Linked DNA regions of Homo sapiens: region 2 is linked to region 1. The links are chromatin contacts, found by Hi-C or POLR2A ChIA-PET in ENCODE. All regions are on one chromosome and are shown on one strand. Each heading gives the region's core, a stretch centred on a gene start or an enhancer-like site at or near the end of the contact. The rest is flanking DNA. Distances are from core to core; before and after follow the strand shown.

Evidence for each region. Hi-C counts contacts between places; a loop is a spot of excess contacts on that map. ChIA-PET counts read pairs that join two places held with the same protein, here RNA polymerase II (POLR2A). Pooled maps may share reads with other maps.
Region 2: a loop to region 1 is called in a map of B cell, with 2.3 times the contacts of the local background. The contact joins the promoter of NDUFS5 here to the enhancer-like site in region 1. A Hi-C loop is called at or near these places in 8 of 168 maps with a recorded cell type or tissue (A673, B cell, IMR-90 and 5 more), 5 of 37 single-sample maps with no recorded cell type and 14 of 50 pooled maps. POLR2A ChIA-PET finds 5 or more read pairs at or near these places in 19 of 52 experiments (A549, AG04449, AG04450 and 14 more).

Annotation. Positions count from the first base shown.
Region 1 is chr1:39,102,124-39,108,261 of GRCh38, forward strand. It overlaps a transcript of MACF1 not described here. Among named protein-coding and RNA genes, the nearest start is that of NDUFS5, 79 kb to the left of the region's middle. RefSeq lists enhancers at 579-628, 649-758, 872-1,427, 4,002-4,061 and silencers at 2,902-2,991, 3,032-3,561, 3,602-3,741. Within about 2 kb of position 3,853, at least 32 of the 41 ENCODE cell types and tissues checked have a DNase peak (open chromatin) inside an H3K27ac peak, as active enhancers do; they include A673, GM12878, IMR-90 and 5 more, where a contact is called at or near this core.
Region 2 is chr1:39,022,665-39,028,802 of GRCh38, forward strand. NDUFS5 (NADH:ubiquinone oxidoreductase subunit S5) reads left to right here and starts at 3,686. Exons shown (of 3, transcript NM_004552.3): 1 at 3,686-3,738; 2 at 6,059-6,138. The coding sequence starts at 6,061. RefSeq lists enhancers at 3,518-3,767, 3,627-4,213, 4,214-4,799 and a silencer at 5,570-5,735.

The DNA.
Region 1 (6,138 bases), core at 2,603-5,102:
CCGAGATCGCGCCACTGCACTCCAGCCTGGGCGACAGCGAGACTCCGTCAAAAAAAAAGAAGAAAAAGAAAGAGAGAGAGAGAGAGAGAAAGAGAGAGAGAAAGAAAAGAAAAGAAAGACGAAATAGTTAATGAGTGCCCTATATGTGCCAGATCAGTTGCTAGGTGCTAAGGATCCTGTGGTGAATTAGACGACAAACAGTCTCAGCCCTCAGGGAGCTTACGATTTAGTAAGGATGAGAGACACTGTACCATAACTTCAAGTGTGATGAGTATTACCAAAGGGTAGAGGAGGACCTATTAATTGGAGGCGGGGGGGGGGTCAAGGAAGGCTTTCCCCTGGGGAGTTTCAGCAGAAGCATGGGTAGGAGTGAGCCAGGCCAAAGGAGAGTGATGAAGGGTTATAATCTGGGAGGAAAGTCGGTTGGATGGCCCTGAGGCGAGATAACACATTAGAGGCGCTGAAAGAAATAGAAAGTGGCAGGGCTTTAGGGATAGGGGTATTTGATGAGGCTTTAATTGGGAGGACACCAAGGATAAAGGGCATTAATTTCCTTGTATTACTCTTCTCTTCCACTAGATGCCCTTCCGAGTACATCCTTCTGCTTCCCCCATTGCAGCCTTCTTAGAAATGCAGCAGCAGTCTCACCCATCAGGAGCAAAAGAAAATCAAAGACCAAAAGGAGAAAGCCTCAGAGCTTTTGCGACTGTGTGGTCTGGCTATAAATTTAGACTGTTGCTTGAAAGAAGCGAAAAACCTCCCCTTCATAGACTTCCTTCTTCCCATCCCCCCTGGCAGCCGCTTTGTTCCTCTAGCCTTGTAAAATTTTCTCTGTATAAAACAGGAACATCAGCCAAACATGTGGACTTCCCCACTTTCCATTCATTAGAAGAATGCATTATTTCAAAATCTCCTGGGAGCATTTAAATGCAAATTTTGTCAAGAAAGCAATTTGAGTCTTAGAGAAGCTCTCTAGCCACAACCTAAAGCAGAAGTTTCTTCTTTGATTTGTGTGTTTCTTAAAAGGAATCTCAACCCCTTGCCTTCTCCCTGCAACGCCCCCAGGTCTTCTCTGATTCTCACAGCGGACTCTTCCCCTTTTTGCCCCTGTTCTTTCTTCACCTTTGGCAAGCATCAGTCACACATCTTGAGGAACCTGCTCACAAAGTGGCGCGTGTAGCAGCCCCAGGTGGGAATGGAGGGACTTTTCTATGTAGTGTAATGGACATAAGGAGGCAGATGTCTGTGTGGGGGTGAGATGTCTGTGTGGAGGTGTTTGTATGCGTGATTTCTGTCTGGGCCTTCTTAGGCCTGCTGGTATAAAATAATATGGGAAATGCAGATGACTCAGCACTGACACAGTCAAGATCCCCAGAGTTAGCATTTCTATATTCTCTGCTGTTTACGAAAAATGTGCTTGTGCCATCAATCAGCAACTCATCCTGCATTTTCCGCTAAAAGCCTTTTACTGAAAAATGCATATACTTCAAACTTATTCCCCTTCTTTTTGTAAACTGAGCTCATTAGCAGCTGACACCAAACTGAGAACTAGTTTTGTTTGTTTGTTTGTTTTAGCACGGAGGATTAAACTGGAAGGAAATGAGCATTTGTCTAAGGATCCTCCCTGTCCTCTTTCAGGCCCTTCCCTGCATGATCTTCATGCCCACAACTTGGGCAGGCCAGCAAAACTTGATGGGAAAAGATATGATTAATGACTTGCTCACCTGATTTCTGATCAGGGTGTGGTGTGGAAACAACCAGCATGCACCTATTAGCGAAAAGCGTCATTTGTTTTACTTGTTACCAATGTGCTGAGCATTGACCAAAATACTTGGCACTACTCACAAGGTACAAAGACACCTTCCCTAGCCTGGGGTTAAGAAGTTTCTCCTTCAAACTCTTGAGAATGGGAACTGGAATGGAAGCCCAAGTCCCAATTTTGGTTGCTCAGTGTTGCATGAATTCTTTTTTTACTTGCTAATGTGCCCTTATTGTGAGATCAGCCAGTGTAACTTCTTACCCACAACCACCTCTCCAGACCTCCTGAAAAATCAAGCTAACAGGGGAGGATAACTGCTAAATGGGGGGTGGCGGGCACAACGTGTCACCTACATTGACCAGAGTTCTTCATTCACTGCTCATGGCTCCAGCGCACTCCATGAATATTGGGATTGAATGATACACAACCGAATGTTGGATCAAATGATGTTGGGAGCTCTGTCCTCAAAATGGCCCCTAATAAATCCCTACCCATATTTTCCAGTTTCCTTTCTTTACTCTTTCCTTTCCCCTGATGACAAAGAATAATTGGCTTCCCCTTTTCTTCCCTGACCAGCTATGCTCCAGAGTCCTTTCTTTGTTCCCTAACAGTCCTGGTTCCGTCTCAGGTTCCCACATTTCTCCCTTTTGATCTCTGTCTCTCTGTTCAGATGGCTGTCACAGTTTAATAATTCTGGAGGGTCTATCCCCTACAGATTTATGTCTCCCTGTCTCTCCTCTTATTCACCCCATGGTGCATTCAGAATCCCGTTTTCGTGCCTCCCTGGGTTGTCATTTCTCAGGCTCTGGCTCCTTGGCCTGGTTTACTTCATGGTGCTGGATCTGCCCCGTCACTTCTTGTTCAGCTTCTTCTGTTTCTGGAAAACCCTTTGTTCCCGGGCTTCTTTGTGGGCTCAGTGTCCTCCGGCCCTACACTGCAGCCCTGTCTGGATCTTGCCCTTGTCCTCGTTCTGACCGCGTCTAGCCCTGGGATCTGAGGCATCGTGGTCTTTTGCCCTCTGCTTTCCCTTCAGTTTCTCCAGGTCCTTCTCCAGCAGCCGCACAGGCCCCGCTGGGTTTCTCTCCAGCCAGGGAGAAACCCTCCTTTGTCCCGCTCCCGGCGGCGTAGGTCAGCGCTGACTGGGGCTCCCGCTCGCCCTGTGGAGCCGGCCCGGGTCTCCCTGCCGTTCGGCCGGCCCAGCCTTTCATCCTGACGCGCGGGGCCTCCCACCCAGCGGGACTCCCGCGTGGGCCGGCCTCTCGCGCCCCTCGGCTCGGGCCCCAGTCCGGGCCGGGCGGGGGTCGGCAGCCCCTGGGGGACCCGTGTGGGCAGCCCGGGCCCAGCCGGCCGCAGCCTGGGGCCGAGGACTCGCCGGGACCCGGAGGCGGCGGGGAGAGGGGGCGGGGAACGGGCCGGGCCTGGCGCTCCTGACAGGAGGAGCCGCCGCCGCCGCCCGCCGCTGCAGCCGCGCCGGGGCGGGCTGAGGGAGGAGCGGAGCCGAGGGGTGAGGACGCGGAAACGCGAGCCGGGACCGGCGGAGCGCGAGCGGGCCGGGTGCGAGCGGACTGAGGAGCGGAGCGCGACTGCCGGGCCGGGCGAGGCGGGCGGACGGCGGAGAGCGAGGGCGCCGTCGCCGTCTCTGAGACGCACAAAGGGTCGAGGCTGGGGCCGCCGCCGCCTCAGCGCGCGGGCCTGGAACCGGCAGCCCCCGGGGCTCGGCGAGAAGGCGGTGCGGGCGGCCATGGCCGGCTACGTGCCGGGTCAGCAGCCGGCCAACCGCAGCCAGGAGAAGGAGTTCGTGCAGGCGTACGAGGATGTGCTGGAGCGGTACAAAGGTAGGGCCGGGGACTGGCCGGCGCTGAGGCCCGCGGGCCGGCGCAGCGTGGCCTTCGGAGCCGGTCGGCTCGGCGGCTGCAGGTGGGGCGGCCGGGCGGGGTCGCACCCACCGCGCGGGGCTTGGCCCTGAGCTGCTGCTTCTCGGGGCCAGTTTATTTACAGAGTTGAGATAAGCCTTCGGAAACCGCCCCCGGGGCAGTCGGCGCGCTCAGAGCGCCAGTTACATGATTTGCCCTATTATCCGGCCCCAGCTGGAAGAAGGCGAGACAAGGCGCTGGCCTGGAGACCGGCCGCCGTGGGGAGTTGCTGGGGAGGAGGAGGAGGAGGAGTTGGGCGCGGGAGAAACCACCCGCTCTGCTCTGGGTGCGAGCTTCCTCCCAGAGGGGCTCGGACCTCTGTGTGCCCGCGGAGAGTCCCTCCCTCGCCCCCTTTTGTCTCTTTGAGTCTCGGATGAGTCGCGTGGAAGCCGAGGTTGGAAAGCACCTTGGTGTCTTCGGGGTGGGGTGGGCAGCGGTGTGGGTGAGTGTGCAGTTTTTGGTGGCGAGACCTTACCCCCTCCATCTCCCCGGGGGTCTGGGCCTGCTGGAGGTAGGGGTCTGTTTTTTTCCTCCCACATAAAGATTTGCCTTGGAGCTCGGATTTCAGCCCTGAAGGCTCTCTTGCGAGACACTTCTGCAAGTTAATGCCTAATCTGCGCCTTGGGTGTATGGGGAGAAAGTTTTGACAGACAAGAGGGCCTGTGGACTGCATTTCCCTAACTGCTGTAGGTGCCCCTGAATGGAAGCCAGGGATGCGTGGCCTTGGGAGGCCCTTGCCTTGATCTTTAACATCCGGTTCTGGGAGTTTGCTTTGGCTGGCAGTTATGCTTTCCACAGACGGGGAGATTTTCCCAGAAACGACACAGGCAGCACTTTTCCCCATTTTATTCAGCTCGGGCCCTTGTGACTAGGCCCTTAGTTTCTTTTTATCTGAAGGAGAGGAAACTTCAGCCCCTATGACTGAGTCCAGCGTACTTGTTTACAGCACCTATCCAGTGAAGGGAAACTAATGAAGAAGCTGTAAAACGCCCCCCCTCTCCCCCCTCCCCCCCACTTTTTTTTTCTTGTGGCATTGGAACTCTGCTTGGGAATGCAGCAGGAAAAAAGTAGAGATGAAATGCGAAAAAAGACCTACTAGGGTTTTTGCTTGTTCCCTCTGCATCAGCTCCTGTAAACTGTCCAGCTTTTCCTGCCTGCAGCAAGTTTTCTGTCAACCCCCTGTGGTCTTTCTTTTTAAGAAATGTGGTTCATTTCAGAGCACAAAGAGGTTAGATTGTGCTGCTGAACTTCATTGAAAAAATGCTGCTCAGTGAATGGTTGCATTAAGTTTCCTTTGCAGGCTTTTGAGTAACACTGCTCTCTTCAGAGAGAGGAGATACATTAGGACCGTCCCGGGCTGTGACAGCTTCAAACCAGCAGAATTAAGACCCAAAATAGGTGAAGAAATCTCAGCACCTCACTGGATGGTAGTACTGGTGACCTCCAGCGGAAAGGAAGTTGGACTCCTAGCAAATGAGGCTGGGAAAGAAGGGGGCAGTAGGGCTTGTTCCAGGAGAGACCTCTTTTGTTCAGTTTTTTTTTTTTAGCTGTCTCACTCAGTTTGGCTTTCCTCTGAAGGGCCTTGATCAGGTGTATAGGAACTTAATCCTTCCCAGACACAGGTCTCTTTCTTGAGGGGAGGAATGAGTTAAAAATGGTTGCCCAAAGTAAATTACCTCGAGTTGTATACGGTGGTCGTGCAGTCTGCTCTTCTGATCGGTGCAGAACAATCTCTCTTCCCCCCACTGCACCGTTCTCACTGGGAGGTCAGAGTGGCTTAGCATCCGGGCCTTTGTTACTTTGCTTATGGAATTCCTGCATTTTCCAGACTTAGAAATCCCCGTACTACCTTAATAGGAGAACAGTTTGTCTAAGCAGAGGAGTGAGCTGGAATCTATAGAGTGACCAGGGGAAGGAGTTTGTGAGGATCATGCCACGTATTGGTTTTGGAAAGAGATGGGAAAATAGATATTGATGATGGTGGGGTGTTCTAGACCCTTATTGGCTGGTCACCACATTACTTGGATCTCTCTCTGCTGCTATTAATTTGTAGTCACCTCATTATACAGGCTGAAGCAGGATTTTTATATGCAGAAGGAGAGCTAAAATTTTCAGCTGCCTAAACTGCCCCTAGGGCCAATGGGAGAAGGGCAGTAATGTATTTGGAGTGTGAGGGAAGCAGAGCTGTGTGTAGTGCAGCTGTATTAGGAATGGTAGTCAAGTATGGGTTTTCCAGAACTGTGCTTGGCAACCATTTTTTTTTTTTTTTCTGTGTGGTGGCAGTGAGCATGGTCTTGGCAGGATTAGATGATTCAGCATGGAAATAAATGCTCTCCCTTATTTCCTAAATGTCCCAAAGGTTCTTTCAGATAGCTGGCCAGTAAACAGGAGGCATTAGATAATAACACTGGATTCTAACAGTTCAGAGTGGGCAGCAGCCAAGAGAACCAGGGTATATCCTTCATT
Region 2 (6,138 bases), core at 2,436-4,935, 80 kb before region 1:
TGGCCAGGCGTGGTGGCTCATGCCTGTAATCTCAGCACTTTGAGATGCTGAGGCAGGCGAATCACCTGAGGTCAGGAGTTCAAGACCAGCCTGGCCAACATGGTGAAACCCCGTCTCCACCAAAAATACAAAAATTAGCTGGGCATTGTGGTGGGCTCTTATAATCCCAGCTACCTGGGAAGGCTGAGGCAGGAGAACTGCTTGAACCCAAGAGGCGGAGGTTGCAGTGAGCCGAGACCACGCCATTGCACTCCAGCCTGGGCGACAGAGCAAGACTCCATCTCCAAAAAGAAACAAAATAAAGAAGGGATGAAATGATGTTGAAGATGAAACCCACAGTGGCAGACCATCCACATCAATTTATGAGAAAAACATTTTGTGTCCTAACTGAAGTGGATTGACAACAGCAGAAATAATAATCAATACCATAGGCATCTCACTTGGTTCGGCTTACATAATTCTGACTGAAAAACTAAAGTTGAGCAAACATTCCACTTGGCAGGTGCCAAACCATCATGCCCAGATCAGCTGCAGAGCTTTCAATGGGAATTTTAAACAAGCAGGATGAAGATCCTGAAGCATTTCTTTGAAGAATTGTAATAGGAGATGAAACATGGCTTTACCAGTACAATCCTAAAGACAATGCACAATCAAAGCAATGGCTACCAAGAGGTGGAAGTGTCTGGTCAAAGCAAAAGTGGACCAGTCAAGAGCAAAGGTCATGTCATTCGTTTTTTTTTTTTTAATGTTCAAGGCATTTTGTTTATTGACTTTCTGGAGGGCCAAAGAACAATAACATCTGCTTATTATGAGAGTGTTTTGAGAAAACTAGCAAAAGTTTTAGCAGAAAAATGCCTGGGAAAGCTTCACCAGAGTCATTCTCCGCTATAACAATGTTCCTGCTCATTTCTCTCAGCAAACAAGGGCAATTTTGCAAGAGTTTTGATGGGAAATCATTAGGCATCCACCTTACAGTACTGATCTGGCTCCTTCTGACTTCCTTTTGCCTTTTTTTTTTTTTTTTTTGGAGACAGAGTTTTGCTTTTGTTGCCCAGGCTGGAGTGCAATGGTGCGATCTCGGCTCCCTGCAACCTCTGCCTCTCCAGTTCAAGCGATGCTCCTGCCTCAGCCTCCTAAGTAGCTGGGATTACAGGTGCCTGCCACCACACCTGGCTAATTTTTTGTATTTTTAGTAGAGACAGGGTATCACCATGTTGGTCAGGCTGGTCTTGAACTCCTGAACTCAGGTGATCTGCCTGCCTCAGCCTCCCAAAATGCTGGGATTACAGGCATTAGCCACTGCACCTGGCCCTTGTTTTCTAATCTTAAAAAACTCTTTCAAGGGCACCCCATTTTTTCTTAGGTTAATAATGTATAAAAGAGGCTGCCTTATCCTTACAAGCAGCCTGCCCTCAACTCTCTCTCAGAGTGTTAAAAAAAAATGTATAAAAGGGCCAGGCATGGTGGCTCATGCCTGTAATCTCAGCACATTGGGAGGCCCAGGCAGGAGGATCACTTGAGCCCAGGAGCTGGAGACCAGCCTGGGAAACATAAAGAGATACTGATCTCCACAAAAAATTTTTTTAAAGAATTAGCTTGGCCGGGCGCAGTGGTTCACGCCTGTAATCCCAGCACTTTGGGAGGCTGAGGCGGGCAGATCACGAAGTCAACAGATCTAGACCATCCTAGCCAATATGGTGAAACCTCGTCTCTACTAAAAAAAAATACAAAAATCAGCTGGGAGTGGTGGCGCACACCTGTAGTCCCAGCTATTCAGGAGGCTGAGGCAGGAGAATCGCTTGAACCTGGGAGGTGGAGGTTGCAGTGAGCCAAGATTGCACCACTGCATTTCAGCCTGGTGACAGAGTGAAGCTCTGTCTCAAAAAAAAAAAAAAAAAAAGAATTAGCTGGGCACAGTGGCATGTCTGTAGTCCCAGCTACTTGGGAGGCTAAGCAGGAGGATTGCTTGAGCCCTGGAGTTTGAGGCTGCAGTGATCTATGATAGCACTACTGCACTCCAGCCTGGGTGATGGAGTGAGACCCTATCTCAAATAAAATAATAATTATAATAAAGACTGCCAGGCACATGGTGGCATGCACATGTGGTCCCAGCTATTTGGGAGGCTGAGGTGGGAGGATCACCAGAGCCCAGGGAGGTTGAGGCTGCAGTGAACTGTGATTGCACCACTGCACTCCAGCGGGGCAATGGGAGTGAGAATCTGTCTCAAAAGTAATAATTATATATATATATATTTATATATATATATATATATATATATATATATATATATATATATATGTTCTAGTATTTTCCTCCCATACCTCCAATGTATAATATCTCATGCACCCTGTGGTCCACCCCCCAAAGACATACACACAACACTTTAGAGTCTCTGATGTAGTCAAAGGGAGTCATTGGAGGTTCTGGAACAGATGACAGGCATGGTAGCAGTTGATTCACAAACTGAAAGCTGAGACATCAAAGAACTGCGACTGCCTTGGAATGTTTCCCATGTGCTAGCCACCGCCTCAGTGCTTTATACATAAATCAGTTAATCCCTATAGCAAGCCTCCATTGTGAATACCATAATTATCTTAACAGACGAGGAGACTGAGGCACAATGAAGTTAAGAAACTTTCCTAGAGTCACACGAAATTGGTGGGGGCCTACTTTTTTTTTTTTTTTTTTTTTTTTTTTTTTTTTTTTTTGAGACTGAATCTAGCTCTGTCGCCAGGCTGGAGTCCAGTGGCGCGATCTCACCTCACTGCAACCTCCGCCTCCCGGATTCAAGCGATTCTCCTGCCTCGGCCTCCCCCCACTAGCTGGGATTACAGGCACTCGCTGCCACACCCAGCTAATTTTTGTATTTTTAGTAGAGACAGGGTTTCACCATATTGGCCAGGATGGTCTCGATCTCCTGAGCTTGTGATCCGCCCACCTCGGCCTCCCATAGTGCTGGGATTACAGGCCTGAGCCACTGCGCCCGGCTGGGGGCCTACATTTGACCCCACGTGGTGGTTTGGGCTCATAGTCCATGTGCTTAACCACTAGTGGGTAGGCAGGGAGCCAGTGTTCTTTCTCTCCTGTGACTTTGGTGAAGTCTCTCACCACTCAGTGTTGTCGTGAGCATGCTAGGCAGAGTGCAAGAAAGGAGCAAGAACTCACTAATGGCTAGGCCTTCCCTGTGTCTCTGTAATTGATGGGTTTGGGTTTTTTTTCCTTTCTCTCTCTCTACCTCCTCTCTCTCTTCTTCATCCTCTCTCTCTCACTCTCCCCCTGAGATAAGGTCTTGCTCTGTTGCCAGGGCTGGAATGCAATGGAATGGTGTGATCATGGCTCACTACAGCCTCAATCTCCTGGGCTCAAGGGATCCTCCCACCTCAACCTCCTGAGTAGCTGGAACCACAGGCATGCACCACCTCGCCCGGCTAATTTTTTATTTTTTGTAGAGAGGGGAGTTTCGCCATGTTGCCCAGGCTGTTTTCGAACTCCTGGGCTGAAGTGATCTTCCTCCCTCAGCCTTCCAAGGTGCTGGGATTGCAGACGTCAGCCACCGTACCAGGCCAACGGGCTCGGTTTCTATGGTTTTGTGGGGAGACGGCTGAGGGAAGGTCGGCTTCCGGCGTCGCGCTGCAAACGTCTCGCTGAGGTCATCCTTTACGGCAGGCGTCCGCGTCGCTAGCTAGTCGTTCTGAAGCGGCGGCCAGAGAAGAGTCAAGGGCACGAGCATCGGGTAGGTAGGGGCTGCTTATGTCCGCGCGGCAGCTTAGCTTAAGGACCTTCCTTCCGAGGTCTCTTTAACAGATTTCCTCTTGGCTTGCTGTGTGTCCCCTTCTCCCAGACCTGAACTCAGGGCGTGTTCCCTGCCCTCCCAGGCCGCTTCACCTCCACAGCTAATGGCACCGAAGCCTGGAGATTGCCGCTCTCTCCACTTTCCACATTTGTTTAGGTTTTTGCCGGACTAATGTTTTGGCTTTCTGTTTCTTAACCTAAAGTCTACGATCCTTATCCCAGCTTTCCAGGCTCTGCGTGATTTCGGCCCCGCCGGCCTCCTGAGCTCATTTCATTCTTTTCACCGTCATGCACGCTGCGCTCCATTGTCCCCCAAACATAGCCAGCACTTCCGGCTGTAACTCCGGGCTGTTGCCCAACTGGAACACTCTGCCCACTGATCTTCACTTGGCGAACTCGCAAGCCATGTTAAAGGCATTTTCAAGTCTCCGGGCAGAGTTCGTGCTTCCTCCTTCGAGCTCTTACCCACTCGTGTTCCTTGCAGTGTATTCGCAATTCCGAGTGTGTGTCTCTGGTGCTTACGTTGGAGCTGCTTTCCCCCGCATCTGAGTGCCTGGAACGTAACTACTCAGTAAATGATGACTGAGGGATGGGAAGGAACTTAAGAAGTTAAATTCACCTTTTTGTTGAGATGGAGTTTCGCTCTTGTTGCCCAGGCTGGAGTGCAGAGTGGCGCGATCTCGGCTCACTGCAGCCTCTGCCTCCCGGATTCAAGCGATTCTCCTCCCTGAGACTCCCGAGTAGCTGGGATTACAGGCATGCGCCCCCACGCCCGGCTAATTTTGTATTTTTTTAGTAGAGAGAGGGTTTCGCCATGTTGGTCAGGCTGGTCTTGAACTCGCGGCCTCAGGTGATCCGCCCGCCTCGGCCTCCCAAGGTGCTGGAATTACAGGCGTGAGCCACTGCGCCCAACTAAATTCACCTTTAAATCTACCATGAGTACACATTTATATTGATATTTGTGGGTGTGCGCGCGCTTCCTTTCAGTCATTTTAGGCAGTCAGGGTTTGTTTTTGTGTGTGTGTTTTTACATTTAACATTATTATGTATTTGCATGTAAATTTTTTTCCCTACTGTCTGTAATAGTCTACAAAGTAAGTCTTAACCCATTTCTTTCGCTCTGGTTTTTTTTTTTTTTTGAGACAGGATCTCGCTTTGTTGCCCAGGATGGAGTGCAGTGGCCAGGTCATAGCTCACTGAAGCCTTGAACTCCTGGCCTCAGTCTCCTGCCTCAGCCTTAGGAGTAGCTGGGACTACAGGCGCACATACCACCACAAGTGCCTTTTTTTTTTTTTTTTTTTTTTTTTGAGACAGAGAACCTGACCAAAGGATCCAAATTCTTTTTTTCTTCTTCTTCTTTTTTTTTTTTTTTTTTTTTTGAGACAGAGTCTCGCTCTGTCGCCCAGGCTGGAGTACAATGGCGGATCTTGGCTTATTGCAACCTCTGTCTCCCCAGTTCAAGCAGTTCTCCTGTCTCAGCCTCCCGAATAGTTGGGATTACAGGCATGTGCCAACACGCCCAGCTAATTTTTTTGTATTTTTAGTAGAGACGGGATTTCACCATATTGGCCAGGCTGGTCTTGAACTCCTGACCTCAGGTAATCCACCCGCCTTGGCCTCCCAAAGTTCTGGGATTACAGGCATGAGCCACCGCGCCTGGCCCACAAGTGGCTGATTTAAAAAAAAAATTTAGGCCAGGTGCAGTGGCTCACACCTGTAATCCCAGCACTTTGGGAGGCCAAGGCGGGCGGATCACCTGAGGTCAGGAGTTCAAGACCAGCCTCGCCAACATGCTGAAACCCCATCTCTACTAAAAATACAAAAATTAGCTGGGCGTGGTGGTGCGCACCTGTAGTCCCAGCTACTTGGGAGGCTGAGGCAGGAGAATCGCTTGAACCCTGGAGGAGGAGGTTGCAGTGAGCCAAGATTGCACCATGCGCTGCAGCCTGGGTAACAGACGGAGACTCCATCTCACGTGGTAGGTGAGCCACCGCTCCTGACCGAGAAAGGATTTCTATGCATTGTTCTTTAGTTATAGTTCTCTTTTCCTTGAGTTTTGAAAAAGCGCAAAAACTGCTTATCTGCCATAAACTGGAAGAACCTATTTAATGAAAAAGTTTGGTGAGAAGAAATCAGGAGAATAATATCAAACAGTGTTCTAGAGGGCTACTTAGCATGATTATCTAATTTTTTCTTAGAAATTTCTCAGTTGATTGCCCTCTTGTGGTATTTTATTTACTTATTTTTTTAAATCTTCCATTACAGCCATGCCTTTCTTGGACATCCAGAAAAGGTTCGGCCTTAACATAGATCGATGGTTGACAATCCAGAGTGGTGAACAGCCC